Regions from separate parts of the Homo sapiens genome. Here region 2 is linked to region 1. A link is an interaction called in ENCODE POLR2A ChIA-PET data of the cell type or tissue named here. Cell type or tissue: PC-3. All regions are shown on one strand.

Region 1 (5,000 bases):
TGGGCCAGAGTTTAAGTGCTTCAGGATGAAAAGGGTTCCGGAGATGGATGGCTGGCTGCACAGCCACGTGCGTGTACTTAATGCTACTGAGCTGTACACCTAAAGATGGGTACATTGGTAAATTTTATGTTATGCATATTTACCGCAGTGAAGAAAAAAAAAAAAAGAGCCAGGCTGGGTGTGGTGGCACTTTACCATTCCACAGAAGAGCTAATATCAAGAAACCAAATAAAACCTAGGCAAAAATACAATTATTTATAATTTGTATTCAATTATATACAGACAGTTCATACCAGACAGGAGAAGACAGATAAGACTTGAAGTGTGGGGAAGACCTCAGCACCCGGGGCCCCCAGGGCTGCACAGGGGCTGGTCTGCACCCTGCCTGTGCCCTTTCTGCCACTGGTGGGAGAAGAAAGAGGCCGAGAGGAGCTATGTCACTGCACCTCGAAATCCCGGTGGCTGAGCAGGTTGGGCCCTCCCCCACTTTGATTTTCTTTGATTTTTCTATCCTAGGGATGAAGGTGATCTATTTTTAGTGTAGAGGCTGGTATAAGGAGTTGCTATAGCGACAGCTGGTGGTTACAAACCAGGTCCTGCTACAGTTCCCAGTCATGAATAAATCCCAAGGCTGAGCCCGAGGAAGCAGGCAGCCTCAGAGATGGTGCTCCCTCTCCACAGGGGTCCCACCTGCTATCTTCATGGTGTGTCCTTCACAGGCAGCATCTAAGTCCTGCTAGTGGGGAAGCAGCTCAGGACATGGGGCGCTGGGGACTGCCCATCAGAGGAACCGAGGGCTTCAGCAGAAATGCATGCTGAGCCTCAACTACCAGGTGAGGCAAAGCACCTGCGTGTGCGCAGAGCCGGATGGTGGCAGAAGAGAGCTGGCATGCAGGGCGCCAGGTTAGGAAGCCTGGGGAAGTGAAGACACAGCACCTGCTTACAGAATCACCAGGGAGGCAGGACACACACACACACACACACACACACACACGCACACACACACAGAGCTGATGCCACATTATTTACTATGGCTGCGTGCGTACCCTACTACCAGTAATCTTAGTACGAGTCCAACAGAAAGGCACACCAACGCACAAGAGTGCCCATGAGAGCACTCTGTCACAGCCCCGACTGGAAACCACGGTGTCCATTAACAACTGGACGGACGCAGGAGTCGTTGTCTGGGCAGACAGCGGAGGGTTCTGCAGCAATGAAATGGAGTTGATGAACTTCAACGCCGCACGCAGGCACGGCTGCATCTCACAAAGTGCAAGTGAAAGAAGCCAGACCAAAAAAAAATCGTGTAAATTCAAAACCAGACGATGCCAATCTTGAGGGGAAGTAGCTGGGAGAGAGTATGGGGAGCTTCTGGGGTGCTGGCTACACAAGGGTGTTCAGTTTGTGCAAATTCGTCATCTATGATCTGTGCTCTTCTCCATATGCTTACACTTTAGCAAACTTTGCCTTAAACATTTTTAGAAGTTAGCACAGCATTGTTAGTCAAGTATCAAAAAGGTGATACTGGCTGGGCGCGGTGGCTCACACCTGTAATCCCAGCGCTTTGGGAGGCCAAGGCGGGCGGATCACCTGAGGTCAGGAATTCAAGACCAGTCTGACCAACATAGTGAAACCCCGCCTCTACTAAAAATACAAAATTAGCTGGGCATGGTGGTATGCGCCTGTAATCCCACCTACTCAGGAAGCTGAGGTAGGAGAATCTCTTGAACCCAGCAGGCGGAGGTTACAGTGAGCCAAGATTGCGTCATTGCACTCCAGCCTGGGCAACGAGAGCAAAACTCAGTCTCAAAAAAAAAAACAAAAAACAAAACAAAACCGATACTCAATGGTATTTGGTGTTGGTGGGCTTTGAGGCAGACCTGCCTGTGGGGGACTGGGACCTCCAGGAGGAGGCAGGGCCCTACGCCCCTCCAGGCTGTAATGAGTGCAGGGGCAGAGGCATCCAGCCATCGAGGTGGGGAGGACCCCAGGTGAGCCACCAGCAGCCACGGGAGCCCCGTGGGGAGGAAGGCAGGCTGGGGCAGCAGGAGACCAGAGCTGGGGTGCCCCTGGGCAGGGACTCTGGAAGGGCTAGGAAACTGAGGCTGATCACCCTGCAGGCTGGCGCACGGGTGCCTGCCTGGAGACGCAGGGGTTTGCTCCTTTTTTCTGTGCTGCCAACTGGACATCCCTCCTCAGGGTCACTGGCCACAGCTGCTCAGAGGTCACTCCAGACTGCAGCCACTCCCTTTCCATCAGCCTTAGCTGTTCTGTGATCAAAACAGGGCTGGCCAGGCCCAGGAGCGAGAAGGAGGGAGGGAGGGAGGGAGGAGGGGCCTTCAGGCCCTGTATCCCCTGGGAGGCGCAGGGCAGCCGGGTCAGCGTTCAGGTGCTGTTCATTGATGAACTCACTAGCATTAGCTGATGTGTCATCTCTTCCAGCCAAAAGTGGGGCCCAGCCAAGCATCTTAGTGATGTGAGTCATCAAAACTTCCTCCTGGGTCTGCTTTGAGCCCCACCTTCCTCCTCCTGCAGTCATGCTCTTAGCCTCAGGGCCCTGGGGCGGACGCCCGGACACTCCCCCAGCAGCCTGCTTTCCAGAGGCCACTGCGCTGCTCAGCTCCGGGGGCCCGTCCTCCGTGGATCCCTCCAGGCCCAGCAGAGTGTTTGACCACGGGCCTGACCGGGAGGGGAGACGCCACCTCCTGGGGACTTGCACCCCAACCAGCACCACTGTCATGAGACACCCGGAGGCCAGCAGTCCCCAGGGCCCCAAGAACACACAGCAGCACCAGAGACTGCCTTGGCCCTCAGGGAACGTTCATGTTGATTTACGCTGAGAGCACCTGGACTTTGCCTATTTTTTTCTTCTCAATCGCTAAAAGACAAATTATTACCGCAGGGCAGAATTCATCTTGCTCTCTGAATGTACCAAGTGCTCACTCTCATCTGGAAATTGGAACCCCGGGTGACCATCCTTGGGTGCCAAGGCTCCCTGGACCCACGCACAAGCCCTGAGTGAGGTCCTGTCTCACAGGATGGGGGTGACAGAGCAGCAGGGGCTGGCCAGCACCCAGCCAGGCTGCGGCCCCAACCCCAGGTCACCAAGCTGTGGTGGCTTCTCTGTCACCGTCCAGAGTCACTATTTTAAAAATACACCCCCTTTTGAATCTCCTTTCTCCCTGCTTCATTATTTACCCCTTCAGGCTCTGAAATCTTTCCCTTTCGTCTTCGGACACTTTCAGACGCTGCAGTCCTGGAATTGTTTGTCCAGTGTTCAGCTTCTCTGCTGGGAACCCGGGCTCTCCAGAGGGCGGCTGCTCCCAGAGCCACGCCACTGTCACGACAGCTCACCTCTCACAGCCCTGATGAGCGCCCCTGGGAGAGCACGCACCTCGCTGACACCCCACCAGCGCCCAGCCCCGTCCACAGGCGATGCTCACCTGTTCCTGGGGATTTAGTCTTCCTGACTTAGAGCAGCAGCTCTGGGTGACTGGGATGGGGTCAGAAAAGGGAAAGGGGCACTTGACCGTGACATCCAAGGACACGCACCAGAGCTGCTTTGCTACCCTGCCACCCTGTGAGGTGACAGCCGCCTGGCCTGCTGAGTGACTCCGGGAGTCCTCGGGGAGCAGCACCTCTGGGAGAGCTGGGCCACTTGTCCAGGGTTCCACCAGGCAGCGCTTGGTGACAGTGACGTAGGGAGAACAGGCAGATGGGTTATGAGCTTTTCCAGGCATGGATGAGAGTGGGGCGGACAGGGGGTGGCGGGCGGGCCTCACCAAATCCACGGCTGGGAGTGGAGAGTTCTCAAATTGTGTGAACACTGTCCCATCATCCCAAATGCTTCTACTCACTGGCTACAGTGTCCGAAACCCCCCAAAGACCCATCCTCACAAACAAGGATGCCGCACCCCTAGGAGTCTTCTGTTTGGACACATCCAGCAGAACAATGGGCACCAGGGCTGGACGGTTTTGGGTGGGAACTGGCAAAAGGAGAGGTGGGTGGGGGCCGGGGAGGGCCTTGGAGCCAGAGGGGTTGGGGGAGGGACAGCCTCAGCCCCAGCTGTCTGGCACATAATAGGCTCTTAATAGTGGGCTCAGCCCCAGCTCTGTCCGCACTCCACTTGGGCAGGCCAGTCCTTAGCCCATCGGTGCTCAAGACCCCCGAGGGCCTTCATCTCAAGCAGGTGTGATCCAGAGCCCTCCCACGGTCCACAAGAGGGGCATACACTGGCTGCTGTGCCCAGCCTCAGCCTCATCTCCTACCTGCCAGAGACCGGCTCCTGTGGCTCTGCCTGCTGCCGTCCAGCCCCGCAGGCCTCTCGGAGTCCCTAGAACACACCGCAGGCTCCCTTCTGGGGCCTGGCCTCTCCAGCTCTCGGAAGGGTCTGAGCACAGGCATCCACACAGCCCTCTCCCCATCACCCACTGAACCGACCCCTCGCCCTGCCTCCACGGCATCACCACCACCTGACCTGGTGATGAAAATACGTTTGCCATCGAAACAAGGCAGACGCAAAAGGACAAACACTACGTGATTCTATTTCTAGGAGGTCCCTGGAGTTATCACATTCGTAGAAAGTAGAATGGTGTTTGCCAGGGGCTGGGGTCAGGGGAGTGGGGAGTTAGGGCTTAGAAGAGACAGTTTCAGCTGTGAGTGATGGAGGACATGGCAGGTGGTAATGCCTACACAATAATGGGAATGCATACGTGAAATGGTGAAGATGGTAAATTTGTATTATGTACATCTGACCACAATTAAAATCCCCTCATTCATCTACCCACTCTCACCAGGCCGTGTGGCCCCGAGGGTGCATGCATCTCTCACTCACTGCTGTCCCTAGTGTGGGAACAGAGGCCAGCACAAAGACCCTGAGGATGCAGGTGAGAATGACAGAACCTGTCATTGTTAACCCTGGAAGACAGATGCTGTTATACTGTTCTCCCTACTTCTGTATTCTTTCGAAAATTTCTGGCCAGGTGTGGTGGCTCACATC
Region 2 (5,000 bases), 240 kb before region 1:
CAGGACAGGTCATATTATTCTGGGTCTACTCCAATTTCCCCAGATTCCAGAAAAATAGCCCCCATTTAACACAGCAAACCAGATCACACTACACTCACCCTCCTGCTACTCTTATCCTTTGATTATAAGTTGCAAGGGCGGGCCAGGCATGGTGGCTCATGCCTGTCATCCTAGCACTTTCAGAGGCCGAGGCAGGTGAATCACCTGAGGTCAGGAGTTCAAGACCAGCCAGGCCAATATGGCGAAACCCCGCCTCTACTAAAAATACAAAATTAGCCGGGTGTGGTGGTGTGCCTGTAATCCCGGCTACTTGGGAGGCTGTGCCAGGAGAATTGCTTTAACTCAGGAGGCACAGGTTGTAGTGGGATAGCACCACTGCCTTCCAGCCTGGGTGACAGAGCAAGACTCTGTCTCAAAAAAATGTTGCAAGGGCAGGAGTTAGGAGCTGAAATCCCAGCTTCTTTACATTCCTCACCCTCCAGTGAAGAAGGGTAAATTCAGTCTTACAGAATAGTTTCTAGTAAAAGCAGGCCTGGATGTCATGGTAATGGGGCAGCTAAGCTGTCAAAAGGGCTTTTCTTTGTTTCATGTACTCCTTTCCCCCTTGCTTCCAGCCAATTCCCTGGTGATCCATTCCACACATCCCTGCTACATTAACCGACATGTGAATATCCTTTCTGGGGGGATTATTTGACTTTTGGCCATTATCTACTGTCTATCAAATAAATTGAAACTCCCTAATCTAGTAATCACTCTCAAATCCACCCACCCAGAGACTCTACTATATAAACTAAAGCCAACACTCAAACCAGAGCCTGGACTCCAGTCAAACTGGTATTTTATGGCCCAGGTCCTCATAAGATTAAATCAGCTAATTTCTGCCCTATGCCCCTCTTATGCCTTTCCTCTAGAAAAGATGTACTTTTGCCCTAATGTAGGAGAACACATATCACAAAGAGAAAGAAAGCAACTAATATGACTCTCTAATATAGAATTAAAGTTTAGAAAATAGAAAACCACTATCCTGTAATAAGTATTAACCCTTACAATGTTAATATATTTAAAGCAATTCTAAAGCAGAAAAACAAGTTATTAAAAGATAACTGCCAGAAATGTCTTAGAAAAGACCAAGTAGACAGCATACTAACATTTAGTTATCTGTGTAAGCTCCTTGACTTATGATGGGGTTACATCGTGATAAACCTACTGTAAACCAAAAATATCATGAGTTGAAAATGTATCAAATACCTCAATAGACCCATCGTAAAGATGAGAAATTGTTAAGTCGAGCCACTGCAAGCCAAACCATTGGGAGTCAGGGACTGTCTGCACACAACCTGAGGGGTTTTCTTGGCATAGCTGGTACTTTTAAAAATCAGTGCTAGGACCAAGACTGTCAGATATGCTGTATAAGATTCTGAGATACCAGAGGTCACTTACTTGCCCGGCTGTGTCTACAAGTTGAAGATGATATTCTTGTCCATTTACTGTGATCAACTTTGTAAAAGCTACAGGGAAAAAGGAAATTAAACATTAGTTTAAAAAAATTAACTCGAAACCACCTGAAGTTTGAACAATGACAACCAATCAAGCACAGAGTCCCTAGCAGTCTCAGAGAAAGGCCCCATGAAACAAAAAAGAACAACTCTCTGACTTGTATAGATTCTCCCCTACTTCCATTATTTAGCTAGGAAATACGGTGACTGGCTAAAATCAAGCTTGGTAAACCTTGATTCTTTTTCAAAGAGACAAAGTACGCAACAATTCATATCCTATAATAGTAATTTGAATGCTGTGTGGCAAATCCTTCCTCTTGTGAAAAAGTGAAATATACTACGTAAAGTCTGAGGTCTAGAATAAACCAAAACCACAAAAATTTTCCATTAATTTATAGGAAGTCTGGCATCAGAGCACAAAGAGCTAATATTAGTTAAGTGCTAAGAACTTTTAGTACATAAAAGAAGTAACAGTTTTACTGACGGATAAAACAGCAATGAAACAGATGTTCTGTGTTGAAGCCATCCTTCCCACTTAAGCTTAAGGATCCAAGCAATTTGTCACAACTTCTTTTCCCTGACAAGGGAGGAAAGAAAATCAGACTTGAATAACTTCCGGAAAAGTCAATTCAGAATTAGAGGGAGACAGACTTCAAACAAATATAGACAAAAGAGGAAAGAACTACTAACAGAAACAATGTAAAAATAACCACCTGGAACTCTGACAAGGAAGTGGAACAGATTTATCTTGCATACCCGCCCCAGCCATCTTGACTCACCATGAGTCCTCCAATCTCCTGATTGGCCGTCCTATATGACTAGAGCCAGGCAGCAGAATCTATCCCTCATACAACTGAGAGAGGTCCCACTCTACCCACAGCAGAAAGGCAAAGCTGACACAGACAAATGGAAATTATGTGAGAAAACTCTAAGTAATAAGGAGGATTGATCAGAGATCTTATCTGAGTTATATGAGTTCCACAGGGAAAGAAATGATGGCTGAAAGACAAGCAATCATCACAGAGAACCATATTAGCGTCACACTTTTCTAATACAAGCAGGGGGGCCAAAAGTCAGGTGAGTAAAGATAACAGACCACAGCATGAAATCAATGGCCACACTATATTATGCTTGTACCTGTTCCGGAAGTTATCACTTTTAGGAAACAGTTAAATCAGATGGAAACTGAATCGGAATATTTCAAGCTGGGGGGATACCCAATATAACCTATTTCATCAATTCTAAGAAAGAATTCAGATTTGTTTTTACACCTTATTCTCTCTGAACTTGGGATGCATCCTGCACCGCTGGAGGTTTCAGTCCTTGTCAGCCAGGGTGCAGTCACTACATAGCTGTGTGAAAACCTTCAGTCACGTGAGATTGAAGTGTATTTCAGATTTGATGAGAAGTATGTAAGAAACACTGGTGAGCAATAAAACCAGTGACCTTCAATTAGAACTAAGTAACTGCAGTTATCAAGTATAATTATGATGACAAGGTTACTGAAAGGAAACATCATTCATTCATTCATTCATTCAAGAACAATTTCTTGAGTGCCTATTATCACCAGTAGCACTGTTGTGGGTGCTTGGGATGCTGTAGTCTCTGATACTCAGTGAGCTTAGATCCCAGGGAAGGAAAGAAGGTATAGACACACACATGTACCCTCCCACCCTGTCGGGTATCTTCCCTGGGAGTGGAACACCCAGGCAGAGGTTAAACAGCAAGTGAAAAAAGCAAAAAAGTCAATGCAGCTAAAGCTCAGAGAGAACGGTAGATAGCTAACTAGGATGGACAGGAGGCAGAAGGTCCTACAGAACTTGGGATTTTTACTCTGAATGTGAGGAGAAACCAAGGAAAGATCACTCTGGCTACGCTGTAAGTAACAAAAATGGTCCCAGGGATATTAGGCAGGAGCCCATGATACAGTGACCACATGACTGTACAGACTATCACAATCTATAGAGGGTGACACTGGCCTGGATTAGAGGTGGAGATATTCTGGAAATATTTCAGAGGCAGAACCAAAAGGATTTTCTGATTGACTGGAAGTGGGATGTAAGAAAATGAAGAGTCAGGATGACTCCAAAGCTTCTGTAAGTTGCCACTTACAGGAAAGACTAGGGGAAGAATACTAGGGATAGGAGAGGAAGGGAAATGAGTTGGGTTTTAGGGATGTTTTGGGATGCCTATTAAATACCAAGGGGAAATGCAGGCAGTTAAATAAAAAAGCCCAGGATGTAGTGGCTTATGCCTGTAATCCCACTTTGGGAGGCCCAGGCAGGAGGACTGCTTGAGGCCTGGAGTTCAAGACCACCCTGGGCAACACAGGGAGACCCAATCTCCACAAAAATGGAAAAACTGCTCCAGCGTGGTGGCTCACGCCTGTAGTCCTAGCTACTTGTGAGGCTGAGGAAAGATCATTTTAAGCCCAGGTATTCAAGGTTACAGTGAGCTATGATCATGCCACTGCACTCCTGCCTGAAGGACAGAGTGAAAGACCTTGTCATGTAGAATAAAATAAATTATAAAATAAAGCCCAGAGCTGGGGGGAGAGGTTGCGGCTGAGAATACACACTGGTGAGTCAATAGCAAATTGAAGAGAGGGGAAGATTACTTGAGAGCAAGTGCAGAGGAAAGGCCTGAACCAGGGCACCCCATGTTGCCAAGTCAAAAAAATGCAGAAGATTCGGCCAAGAAGACTGAGATGTCATTGTACATAGTGTATAAAAGAAAAAAAAAAAAATAAACATTTGCATCTATCTTTGCATGTAAAAAGAATGTAACTTGTCCTACTTGTAGCAGTAAAATGAAAAAGACCTTCCATCTTGCTGTCATAGGAAAACTGCCAGTTTTTTACTATAGAAAAAAGGGAGGTATAATAAGAGATAGGATAGACTCGGAAATAATTCTACTGTCTCTCATTTTAACCTCATGTCAAAGTGGAAAGCTGGCTTTCTTCTGACATCACTCTCCTTGAGCCCCTTTCTCCCTGCCTCTTTGAATCACCAGAGAATCCATTTCCAACCTAAACCCCTGAAATTCTCCTAAGTAGACTAATAGCTATTTACTAGTAAATGCTACTAACCACGGTCATAGAGGTTTCCAAAATTTGGTGTTCACAAAGCAAGATTTGTGTTACTAAAGTGTGGTGAGGGCTCTTCATTCATACCCTACTGAGAAGTCCACACCCAGGACGCAGTGCCTTGAGAATGCTGCAACACCTAAGTGCAACCTCCCAACTTTCTGGAAGGCGCTTTGTCATTCACTAACAGTGCTACCTTGAGATGGCAGAAGTCGGAAATTGCTGCTATGCTTGCTTTTTAGTTATAAACTACCACTAGCTTAATTTCAGCCTATCAATTTAGTTTGTATTGAGTTGTTAGATTAACACTACAGTAGATAATGAAGTACACTTGCATAAGTAGTACTTCTGCTTTAAAATTTCCCCAAACTAGAAAATATGTGGTTTTATTAATATTATTCTCCTACACCCCTACTGTT

What was found. ChIA-PET counts read pairs that join two places held together with the same protein. Peaks named below come from ENCODE experiments on the same cell type or tissue, not always from the same donor. Only the 100,000 strongest peaks of a DNase experiment are listed, where the experiment ranks them.
Region 2: POLR2A ChIA-PET joins it to region 1 with 6 read pairs; 4 of 35 experiments call an interaction of 5 or more read pairs at or near these places.

Annotation. Positions count from the first base shown.
Region 1 is chr7:151,725,408-151,730,407 of GRCh38, forward strand. The region is part of intron 3 of PRKAG2 (protein kinase AMP-activated non-catalytic subunit gamma 2); the gene reads right to left. Among named protein-coding and RNA genes, the nearest start is that of PRKAG2-AS2, 78 kb to the right of the region's middle. RefSeq lists enhancers at 1,218-2,081, 2,553-2,612. In PC-3, no CTCF peak of the experiment used is centred here; a DNase peak (open chromatin) is centred at 2,454; H3K4me3 peaks cover 523 bases.
Region 2 is chr7:151,483,297-151,488,296 of GRCh38, forward strand. RHEB (Ras homolog, mTORC1 binding) reads right to left here. Exons shown (of 8, transcript NM_005614.4): 3 at 1,441-1,508. Among named protein-coding and RNA genes, the nearest start is that of RHEB, 34 kb to the right of the region's middle. In PC-3, no CTCF peak of the experiment used is centred here; a DNase peak (open chromatin) is centred at 2,275; H3K27ac peaks cover 1,003 bases.